Regions from separate parts of the Mus musculus genome. Here region 1 is linked to region 2. A link is a loop called in an ENCODE intact Hi-C map of the cell type or tissue named here. Cell type or tissue: left cerebral cortex. All regions are shown on one strand.

The links. Peaks named below come from ENCODE experiments on the same cell type or tissue, not always from the same donor. Only the 100,000 strongest peaks of a DNase experiment are listed, where the experiment ranks them.
Region 1: a loop joins it to region 2, with 3 times the contacts of the local background. A loop is called at or near these places in 26 of 42 quality-filtered maps.

The regions. Positions count from the first base shown.
Region 1 is chr12:32,635,244-32,640,243 of GRCm38, forward strand. No RefSeq gene overlaps it. Among named protein-coding and RNA genes, the nearest start is that of Gm33380, 56 kb to the left of the region's middle. In left cerebral cortex, a CTCF peak has its summit at 2,387 (motif pointing right); a DNase peak (open chromatin) is centred at 2,394.
Region 2 is chr12:32,817,570-32,822,569 of GRCm38, forward strand. It overlaps Nampt (nicotinamide phosphoribosyltransferase), which reads left to right and starts at 2,766. Exons shown (of 11, transcript NM_021524.2): 1 at 2,766-3,057. The coding sequence starts at 3,001. In left cerebral cortex, a CTCF peak has its summit at 2,382; DNase peaks (open chromatin) are centred at 2,019, 2,611 and 3,198; H3K4me3 peaks cover 2,404 bases; H3K27ac peaks cover 1,808 bases.

The sequences.
Region 1 (5,000 bases), 180 kb before region 2:
CCTTGCTGGGGAGAACTGAGCTGCTAACACAGCTTGTGCCTGGAGGAAGTAGATCACCTGTCTTTCACAGGGCTAAAAGGGCAAGCTAACAGCTGCATCTCATCTTACCTTAGGAGGCAATGCAGCCTTTCTGAGTGCTCAGACAGACAGAGGAAGTGTGTTTCCTGCATAAACAGTTCTCAGCTCTAGGTAGAGTGAATAACGTTGTAAGGCAAATGGTAAGTGCTGTGCCCATCCCAAGCTTAAGGTTTACTCTGAACTCCCTCCTGGCTTTGCACCCTCTGATCACTTTCATTTCTGATTATTCATGTTACCTACACTGCTGGCATGACCCAGGACTGTTATAGTATGAGAATGCCCCTCTAAGTTCATGCATTTGAACAGCTGGTCTTTAGCTGGTGACATGGTTTTGGGGGGTACAGAACTGTCAGGAAGTGGAGATTCATCACTTCCTAACACCACTGGGAAATACATCACTGGGGGGGGGGGGTGAGTTTTGAGGGTTTGTAGCCTCACTGACTTCCCATCCTATCTCTCTTTCTGTGTGTGGATAAAATGTGACCTCTCTGCTTCTTGCCCCTGCTCCCATGCTTTCCCCATCAATATAGACTCTAACCTCATGGAACTACAATCCAAAATAAGCCCTGTTTTCCCCTAACTTGCTTTCATCAGTTTATTATAGTCACTGTTAATTTCCATATCATTTGTATAATACAGACATCCTTTGGTAGCCTCAGAGAATTAGTTTCCCTCCACCACATACAGAGATGTGCAAATTCTCAAGTATCAAGCACCTTATATATAATGATGTATTAGTAATATTTTTCTATCACTTAGATGTATATGCTCATATACTTTAATTCATCCAGATTATTAATAATACCTGATACAAGAAAAATGCTATGTGAATGGTTTTATGGGTTTTTAAAGGGGAATAATATCAAGAAAACCTAAGCCATGTTCAACAGATGCAATTCTCATACCCCAAGTGTGGACCTCATAAACATGAAAGGACAGCTGTGGTGACTATGCTCCTGATTCTGCACATATCAACTGGATGCTGTTTTGTGTGAAAGAATAGATTAAAATGAAGCCCAGGGTTTAGAATTGGCATGCTGTTAACTGCAGAGGCAGCTAGGTGGACTCAATTACCTTGGCCTTTCCTCCCACCTCTCCCATCCTTTCAGACATTGTGAAAAAGAGTACAAACAAAAATAACAAGTAATCATAAAACCTGAAAGAGAAGGAAGCCAGAATTCCAAATTAGTAAGAAAAGTAAAAGAAGCCTGCAGTGTTTCAAAGGCCCTGCATTTCTTTTGAATGTTAAAAGGCAACTGAGGTTTGTTGCTAACCTCAGCCAAGTATGGCCTGCTGTAATAAATAGCTGCCCATTCAGAAAGAAGCTTACAGACCACTTTATTCATATATATATATATATATATATATATATAGAGAGAGAGAGAGAGAGAGAGAGAGAGAGAGAGAGAAATTAAAAATATGGCTGTCTGGGAGGAGAACACAGAGTATTCTGTGTAACAGTATTTAAGAATAATAGGCCTGGACCAAGAAAACAAGAAGATTGGCTATAAAGAAAATAAAGAACTCATGGGCATTTGTGGAGTCAGATTAGAATAAAGATATCAAAGTAGAAATTTCAGAAACATACTAGTCCCTAGGTGACTTAACTGGCCTTTTATTTTTAAATGATCTATTTATTTTTATTTTGTATGTGTATTTATTTATTGTTTTGCCTGGATGTGTGTGTGTGTGTGTGTGTATATATATATATATATATATATATACACATATATATATAGTGTGTGTGTGTGTGTGTGTGTGTGTGTGTGTGTGTGCTTGGTGTCCACGGAGGCAGAAGAGAGTGTCAGATTTCCTGGAATGGAGTTATAGATGACTGTGACCTGCCATGTGGATGCTAAGAGGCATATGTGGACATACGTCATTCATTTCACTTTACAGAGTGATTATTTGATGCCTAATTGTTATCTGTTTGCAAAGTTGTCTTATGATTCTATACAGTATTTTGGATGCTAATGATAATCTTACCTGATTATTTAACTTTTAGGTCAATTAAACTTTCCATTAAAATTTGAAGACACTATCCAAGCTATCGCTTTGTAGGATGAAAAGCACACAGAATTCTAAGTGCCTGTGACTCTGTTCTTCCTTTTGCCCTGTGAATTCCTATCCCACAGCGTCGTTGGTGAGCAGGGAAGAAGGGGTTACATAGTAGCGGGGTATCTCTGCTCTCCTTTGATCTTTTTCACAGCCAGCGCTATGCTATGGCAGGGTTTGTGTTCTCGGAAAGGAATATTGACTTCTTAGTCCTTCCTCTCAGTTTAAAATTGAAATTCCTCATTAGGCCACAAGGTGGCAGATTAATAGCAGGGAAAAATTCAAGCACAAAAGCGGTAAAGAAACTTTTTCAACAGAAGAGAAATTGTGAACAAAGAAGGTCTTGTCTCCCCTCCGCTTGTGTGGTCCCTTCCATGATCAAAAGTTCCATTTGCTAAACAAACACATCCCTTTAAAAAATATCATCCCTTTGAAGCCAGGGAGAAGAGACTCCTCTACAGACTTGTTAGTAGTGTTTCTAAGCACACAACTTCCTTGAATCTCATTTGAGGATAGCCTGTGTACACCCACTAGAATGTCAAGCTTTCATCCTGTCAATCAATTGAACAATTGCCACGGAAGACTTCTTCTTCATGACCATATGCACTATCACAGTTGAGCCATGGCCTGTCTTGGTAAACTAACTTTCTTTGGGATTTCTGAGACAACTTCAGCTACTCCACACTGACTCCTGGGTATCTAGCCTCATCCCTCTCTATTCCCCACTGCTGCCACTGTCACTTCTTTGGATATCAGAACTGACCATGACTTCCTACTGAAAAGTCCACACCATTAGCCATGGGATGAAATATAAAGTCCAAAATGTGGCACACAGGGAACTTTCTAACCTGTCTCATAACCTGTACACATACAGACATACACTTACTAATTCAATATCACTGGCATTACTGCTGTGTCAAATATACCTCTTTCCTCATCTCGCTGGGTTTTATTCCATCCTTCCCTCTAGCTGGACTGCTCTTCCTCATCTGTGTCTGGCAAGTATCCAGTCCATGCAATGCCTTGTTCAACATTCTCATGCGAACAGTACCCTGCCTGCCTGACCCTCATGTTCTTGCACGGAATCCATCCTCTTATTGTACACATATCTGTCTTTCACACTAAATGTAAGCTCTTTCATAAAATAGTCAAGGACTGGGGTAAGTGTTGGGAAGAATGCTATTTTCCAAGTAGATGCTTAGAAAACACTATGGAAGGACTGCAGCATCTTATCTGGCAGACAGATAGACACCCATAGGCTCCAAAGACTTAAGTGGAAAAAATGGCATCAGGTGGAGACACCATTGGTGGTATTGATCCCTTCTTCATGAAAGACCTGGAGCCAGGAGGATTGGAATGGCTCCTGGCAACCCTGTACTCCTTGCAACTAGGAATGGTATAGATCCGTTCTCTTCCCAAACATCAATCCCCTTCCCACAAATTACACAATTTTTCCCTGTACCTCTGCTCGCCAAGACACAGTAGATTCCTGTATCTCCAATTTTAGTGAGGTAGGACTCTTTTCCCTTGGGGGTACAGAGCAGCTATCATTGTTAGCACTTGAGCTAATTGTAGAAATATTCTGTGACGTCTGAAGACAAAATTTGAAAAATTATACTGAACGATGCTAATATATCATTTAAAACTGGCGCATTTCTCCTGGGTTCCCTTGGTACTTTCTTTGTTGATTATCAGTGGAGATATATTAATTTCATGCTCACCACTACAATTTAAGATCAGAAATGGAACATCTAACAATCTTTAGATGTAGTAAGTAGACTTAGGATCTGTTTGTGAATTATCTACCTCCTTATCTTTTTCTTTTTGTGCTTCACTTTAACAAAATAAATCTTAAGAATAATGTATTGATTGGAGGTTTCTATTTTCTGGGATAATAAAACATGGCCAAAAGTGTTATGGGGAGTCCATCAAAAATGACCACTCAGAAACAATGTATGGCCTATTGAAAGTCTTCATTTCAGTTAGCAAGGCTATACTCAGTTATTCAGGATCTAAGTGTAGTGCCTAGTGTCCTGCACACAGGGTTTTTGAAGAGAAAACCTATGCCCTGGCATCATGAAGCTAAAATAAGCAGTAGGTAGAAGGAGTAGTTCTGAGCAAGCAAGCAGGTCAGCAGAAGCAGAGATAAGTTTACTGCGTATTTTGATGTTGAATTCCTAGAATAGAGTTGGGTAATTTTTTCATGGGATTCTCCATCCATGAGATCAACATCTAGTTAAGCATGAAATGGCCTCAGCAAGAATACAAGATGAAGGAACCGCTGCATGTGCCTGCTGCCTTACATTCCCCACTCGTTCTGTGGGCCTGAGTCAAGTTGTTTACTTATCATGTACTAGGAAGGCATAGTTGGTCCTAGGGACCAATAATTTAGTTGGTCATGCAATTGAGGATACAGAGTCCTACTAATAGCCTGACTAGGATAAGACTCATGATCCAGCTAATCCTGACAGAGAGGTGGTCTGCCATGGGGACCAGGTAAACAGGGTATCTGATCCGTCTTTCCTTTCTCTCCTTTCTGTGCAGTTTAGCTGACCATGGCAAGGTTTTTCTCTAGTTAACACTGATTGGTTGGCATGGGAACAGCATTGTACATCGGGATTAGTAAACTCTGGTCAGAGGTTGGGAAAGATGGGAGGTATTCTCCCAGACATAATTTCAAAAGGAGCAATCCCCTTCTTACAATAACACTGGACCCTGAGCAGGAGAGAGCAGAGAAGGAGCTTGGCCCAGTCTTCATCAGTTTCCAGAACCAATTTGGTCAGAATCTCCTTAAGAGTTCTATTCATTCTTTCTACCTCCCCTGAGCTCTATGGCCTATATGCACGATGTAATTTCCAATTGATATT
Region 2 (5,000 bases):
GTTTACATTTAATGTATATGTCAAACTATATAAATAGGTATGTTTATAAACATGGACTGATGAAAGCTAAGGTTTTTAATCTTGTACTATTTAATAGAATTTATTCCATATTCAAACAAATGGCTATCCAAGCCTCAGAGTTTCCATCCTGTCTGCATGCAGCCCCAATTGTCAGACATGAAGTTATGCTAGTTAGGATTTGACTTGTGTCCTGCTGTGTTTCTGATTTGCTTCGTTTCTATCCCTCATCCCTGTGTTCCCGTTTCTCTTTTGCAGAGCGGGAATGCTTACTCTGTACCACTGTATCTTGAAAGCTAACATTTTGTTTTGAACTCTGCAGAGAGCTTGGACTTAAAGTTTTGAGATATTAAGGATTCTTGAAGATGGACTAAATGCATTTTATACATCAGATGGTGATGAGTCTTTGACCAAAAGTAGAATTTTACGGTTTGAATAGGAACTGCCCTCTTCTGGCTTATATGTTGAGAGCTTGTCAGCTGATGGTACTATTTGGTGAGATGATAGAAATGTCATGATTTGGATGTTTGCTAGAAGAAGGTAATCAGGGCATGTTCCTGGGACTATACCTTGTCTCCATTCCTGCCCTCTCCTCACCACCTCCATTTTTGACTTCTATGAATCTTTCCTCTATCACTCATTCTGCCATGATTCCCTCCTCTACTCCAAGTCCAAAAAAGACAACACTGAGTGATATGGATCAAACTCTGAAACTATGAGCCAAATAGATGTTTCCTCTTTTATAACTATTTCTCTAAGGTATTTCCCCATTGCCAAATATCTAACACATGTGGTAAGAATAAATAGCAAGTCAGATGGGGCAAATTGGGGTCTGTGGCAAAGGCCTTGAGAACCAGAGCTAGTATACAGAGAGGGGAATGAGTGAGACACACAGCATATAAAGTTTGCAAGTCCAATGGGCCTCTCTTTGCAGTGATGGCCGACTAGGCCATCTTTTGATACATATGCAGCTAGACACAAGAGCTCCGGGGTACTGCTTAGTTCATATTGTTGTTCCACCTATAGGGTTGCAGTTCCCTTTAGCTCCTTGGGTAATTTCTCTAGCTCCTCCATTGGGGGCCGTGTGACCCATCCAATAGCTGACTGTGAGCATCCACTTCTGTGTTTGCTAGGCCCCGGCATAGTCTCACAAGAGACAGCTATATCTGAGACCCCAACTCTTAAAAGTTGATCTGCTTCCTTCTAGTCAGTCCACACTAGCATATAGCCCTTTGCGGGAGAGGGGCTTTTAAGAACTCTAAGAACTTCAATAGTCACCTTTTCCTCTAAAGATTGCTGTGGGATTAAGCCAGTAATATTCCTGCAGACCCTACTCTTGAACTTATCTAGCAATGTCAGTATGCTTACAATGTTAGCATTTTTACATTTTGGGCTTTTTCATTTTTATACAGGGAAAAAAACTGAAAGATTGCAAGATCAAATTTTGTTTTTAGAAAACACTACCGTGAACAAAGACTACTTTGTAATTAGAATCTTATCCCCACCCCCACCTCCACCCCCCACCCACCCCCCACCCCCCGCATAAAACAGCCTAAAATGGCGGTCAATTGTAGATGAATGGATGCTGTAGCTGAGCTCTTGGATCCTTTGAAAGCTGTTTGACTTTTCCTGGAGAAAAGTCTCAACAGTCCTTTGTGTCTTAAGGGGAAGGTTAAATTGAACCCTCTCAGACGATGAAGGGACAAGACCAAACTGAATCTAACATTGTTGAGAAGTCAAAGGCAAAAGGAAGCTACTAACTTGATGCAGTCTGTGCCAGTTTAGTTATACCGATTTCCCCCTGCTACTTGTATTCCATAAAAACAAAACAACAACAAAGCCTAAATCTTAGAATTCTTAAATGCTATTAAACATGCAAAGGGAATTTTAGTTCTATGCAAAACAAATTTGCAACTCTGTATGTGAAAACTGAACAAGAGGACAGGCTCATGGAAGTTGGGTGACGTCATCAGACGTCACTTCGCTTATTTGGGAGGTTACTAGCTCTTTCCCCCACGATTTAATGATTTAAAGGAAAACAAAAAACCAAAAAACAGATCCACTGTATAAGACTTGGCTGTATGCCTTTTACTTCCCAACAATATTAGATTCAATTTGGTCTTGTCCCTACATTGTCTGAGAGGGTTGAATTTAACCTTTCCCTAAGACGCAAAGGCTTTTCTCCAGGAAAAGTCAGCCTTCAAAGGATCAAAGAGCTCAGCTACAGACTGAGCGCGGAGAAAAGCAAGTCCACGCGCCAGGGCAACTCAGACCGCAAGCAGCTCCTCTGATTTTAAAGGAAAATCTAGAGGATCGGAATCCACAAGACGGATGGGGACCAAAGATTCCATCCATCGTCCAAGCGGGAGACAAAGGTAATTCAGCGCGTGCGGGAACAGGGAGACGACAGTGGGTGGCTCCTTGGCCTTAGCTGGTGGCGTGACTCCAACAAGACTCTCAGGACGAGCAGGGACTGGGTAGGACAAGAGGAAGGTCCGGGTTGGGGCGGGCAAAGAGACTCCCGGCAGGAGGGGCGAGGCTGGGAACGCCAAGCCACGCCCCTGCATCAGACCACGCCCCTCAGAGGCAGGCGCCCAGGTCACGCGCTGGGGTGACGGTCGGCTTTAGGCCCGGGGCGGGCGCAGCTGAGGCAGAGCGCGTGCCTCACGTCCTCCTCAGTCCCCCCCGCCCCTGCGCTGCGCACGCGCAGCCGTGCCCCGCCCCTTGTCCCCGGGATGGGCGGGGCGCGGAGCCGCCGGGAAAGCCGCCGGAGCGCGCTGGGCAGGGGAGCGCGCTAGCCTCCACCGCCGCGTCACGGACCTGCCCGCCCTCCCGGCCCCTCCCCGCGCTCCGTTCCCTGCTCTCCCGCCCCCCTGCGAGCGAGCGGTGACTTAAGCAACGGAGCGCAGCGAAGCCCATTTTTCTCCTTGCTCGCAGCCGCGCCGGGCAGCTCGTGGCGCGGCGTCTCCGCTCCGGCCCGAGATGAATGCTGCGGCAGAAGCCGAGTTCAACATCCTGCTGGCCACCGACTCGTACAAGGTGGAGTTGCGATGGGGGGGGGGGGGGGTCTCCGGGCCCGGGGCGGCGGGAGCCGGCGCGGCGGGATGGGGCAGGTGGAGGAGCCGCAACGCGGTGGCTGAAGGATGGAGGCGCGGGCCGGAGGCGGGGCCTACGCCGCGGCGGGGGCGCGGCCGGAGGCTCGGCGGGATGGGCGCACGCTGCAGCTACCGTAGCCGCCGGCGGCCTTGGCTCTGGGACAGGGAGGACTGGATGAGACCGTGGGACGATCGGGCCGGTTAGGTAACAGCCCCTGGCTCGGCAGGTACGGTCCTGCCCCGGGGAGCTCGGGGAGAGGTCCTGGCGGTGTGCCCCTCACCCAGCCAGTGGTCCCAGCGCGGAGGATAACCCGGCCCCGGGAGCCGCGTCTGATTCAGCTGTCCCACTCGGTGGGGTTGCATTTCCAACTCCCTTGCACCTAGGGATCATTCACGTGCCTGCCCCCTGGTTGCAGAGGCCAGTGTGCTCTGGCTCTCCAGGATCAACTACGTGATTTCTGTGAAATGGAAAGTGAAACACCAAGAGTTAAAGGAACTGGAGTTATAACCCTGGAGAATTTGTGGGGAGAGTAAAATGGCACATTGCTTTAAGGTGCCTATTGAGTTGACTCTTGCACTAATTCCATTTGATATGCACCTTAGCCAAGAGAGGAATGATGAAGAAATGCCCGCCCGCCCCCCCCCCCCATACACACTGTGAAATGAACTGCACTGATCTTCAGTTAAGTTTGTTAGCCAAGACGCTTAAAAGATAAAATGTCAGACTAGTAGGACCCTCGCGAGAACAGATTAAATTTTAGCTTTCAAGTTTAGTATTTACTTGAACATCGTGATGGTTTTGAGTAGCGATTTAGGCGTAGTACTCTCGTGGTTTTGTTTTGGTTCTTTGCTTTTTACTTTTTGTAGCCCTGTAATCTGAATGTTTCAGAGTCCCATTTGCTTACATACTAGTTTGTCCTTTTTTTTTTTTTTTTTTTTTTTTTGGTAAACTATTGTAAGTAAGTAATTTTTCATTTTAAAGGGTCCAAGATTTATCAACAGGTGGTCTTTCGCATGGAATTTCATTTTACTTCATTTTAGTTTTTTGAGGCAGAGTTTCTGTGTAGCAGCCCTGGCTGTCCTAGAACCTGCCTTGTAGACCAGGCTGGCCTTGAACTCAGAGAGCTGCCTGCCTCTGCCTCCTAAGTCATGGAATTAAAGGTGTGTGCCTCCACATCCTACTTCAGATGGGATTTTAAAGTGGAAATCACCTTTTCAAGATTATTACCATTTCTGTTGTGGTACTGGAGGCTCTAAAATCTCTGCATGATGTAGTTCAGTTGAAGTGTTTTGGGTATTCTTAGTGATTTTAGAAAAGCCTCATTTTGTAAAAGTAAAATATCAGTAAATATCCCAAGATAATTTTCAGATATTTTACTGTATTATGTGTAAACGATTGAACGTAAAGGGAAATATAAACAGACTTAAAAGTCCAGGCTTAGGAGGGCACATAATTATTTTAATCCCAACACTCAGAAACCAGAGAGGCAGGCTTCTGTGAGGTCCAGGCTAGTCTGCTCTACATAGCAGAGAAGGAGCAGCTGGAACTACAGGGTTTATCAAAAAGAAAGCAGTAGCTCCTCCCGCCATTGTGAGTGCCAAGTGTGACACTGCTGCAGGTCACAGTGGTGTTTTGGAGATGTGTTTAGTTAAGAAGTAATCTTAAAGCTTTCTAATGTCCTAGCAAGTCCTGCTTAGCTGAGGGAATTTTATTTGCATATAATAAATTTTATTCCTGACCGGTGGTCTCAGGGGGCTAATATTAAAGTATTTATCCTTCTTGTCTTTTTAATCCTAGGTAGAGAGGTAGCAAGAGTGCTAAGCACGATATTACAAGTAATGAAAATTCTTTCATTTGGCAATTATATATTCTTGTCAGATCTCAAA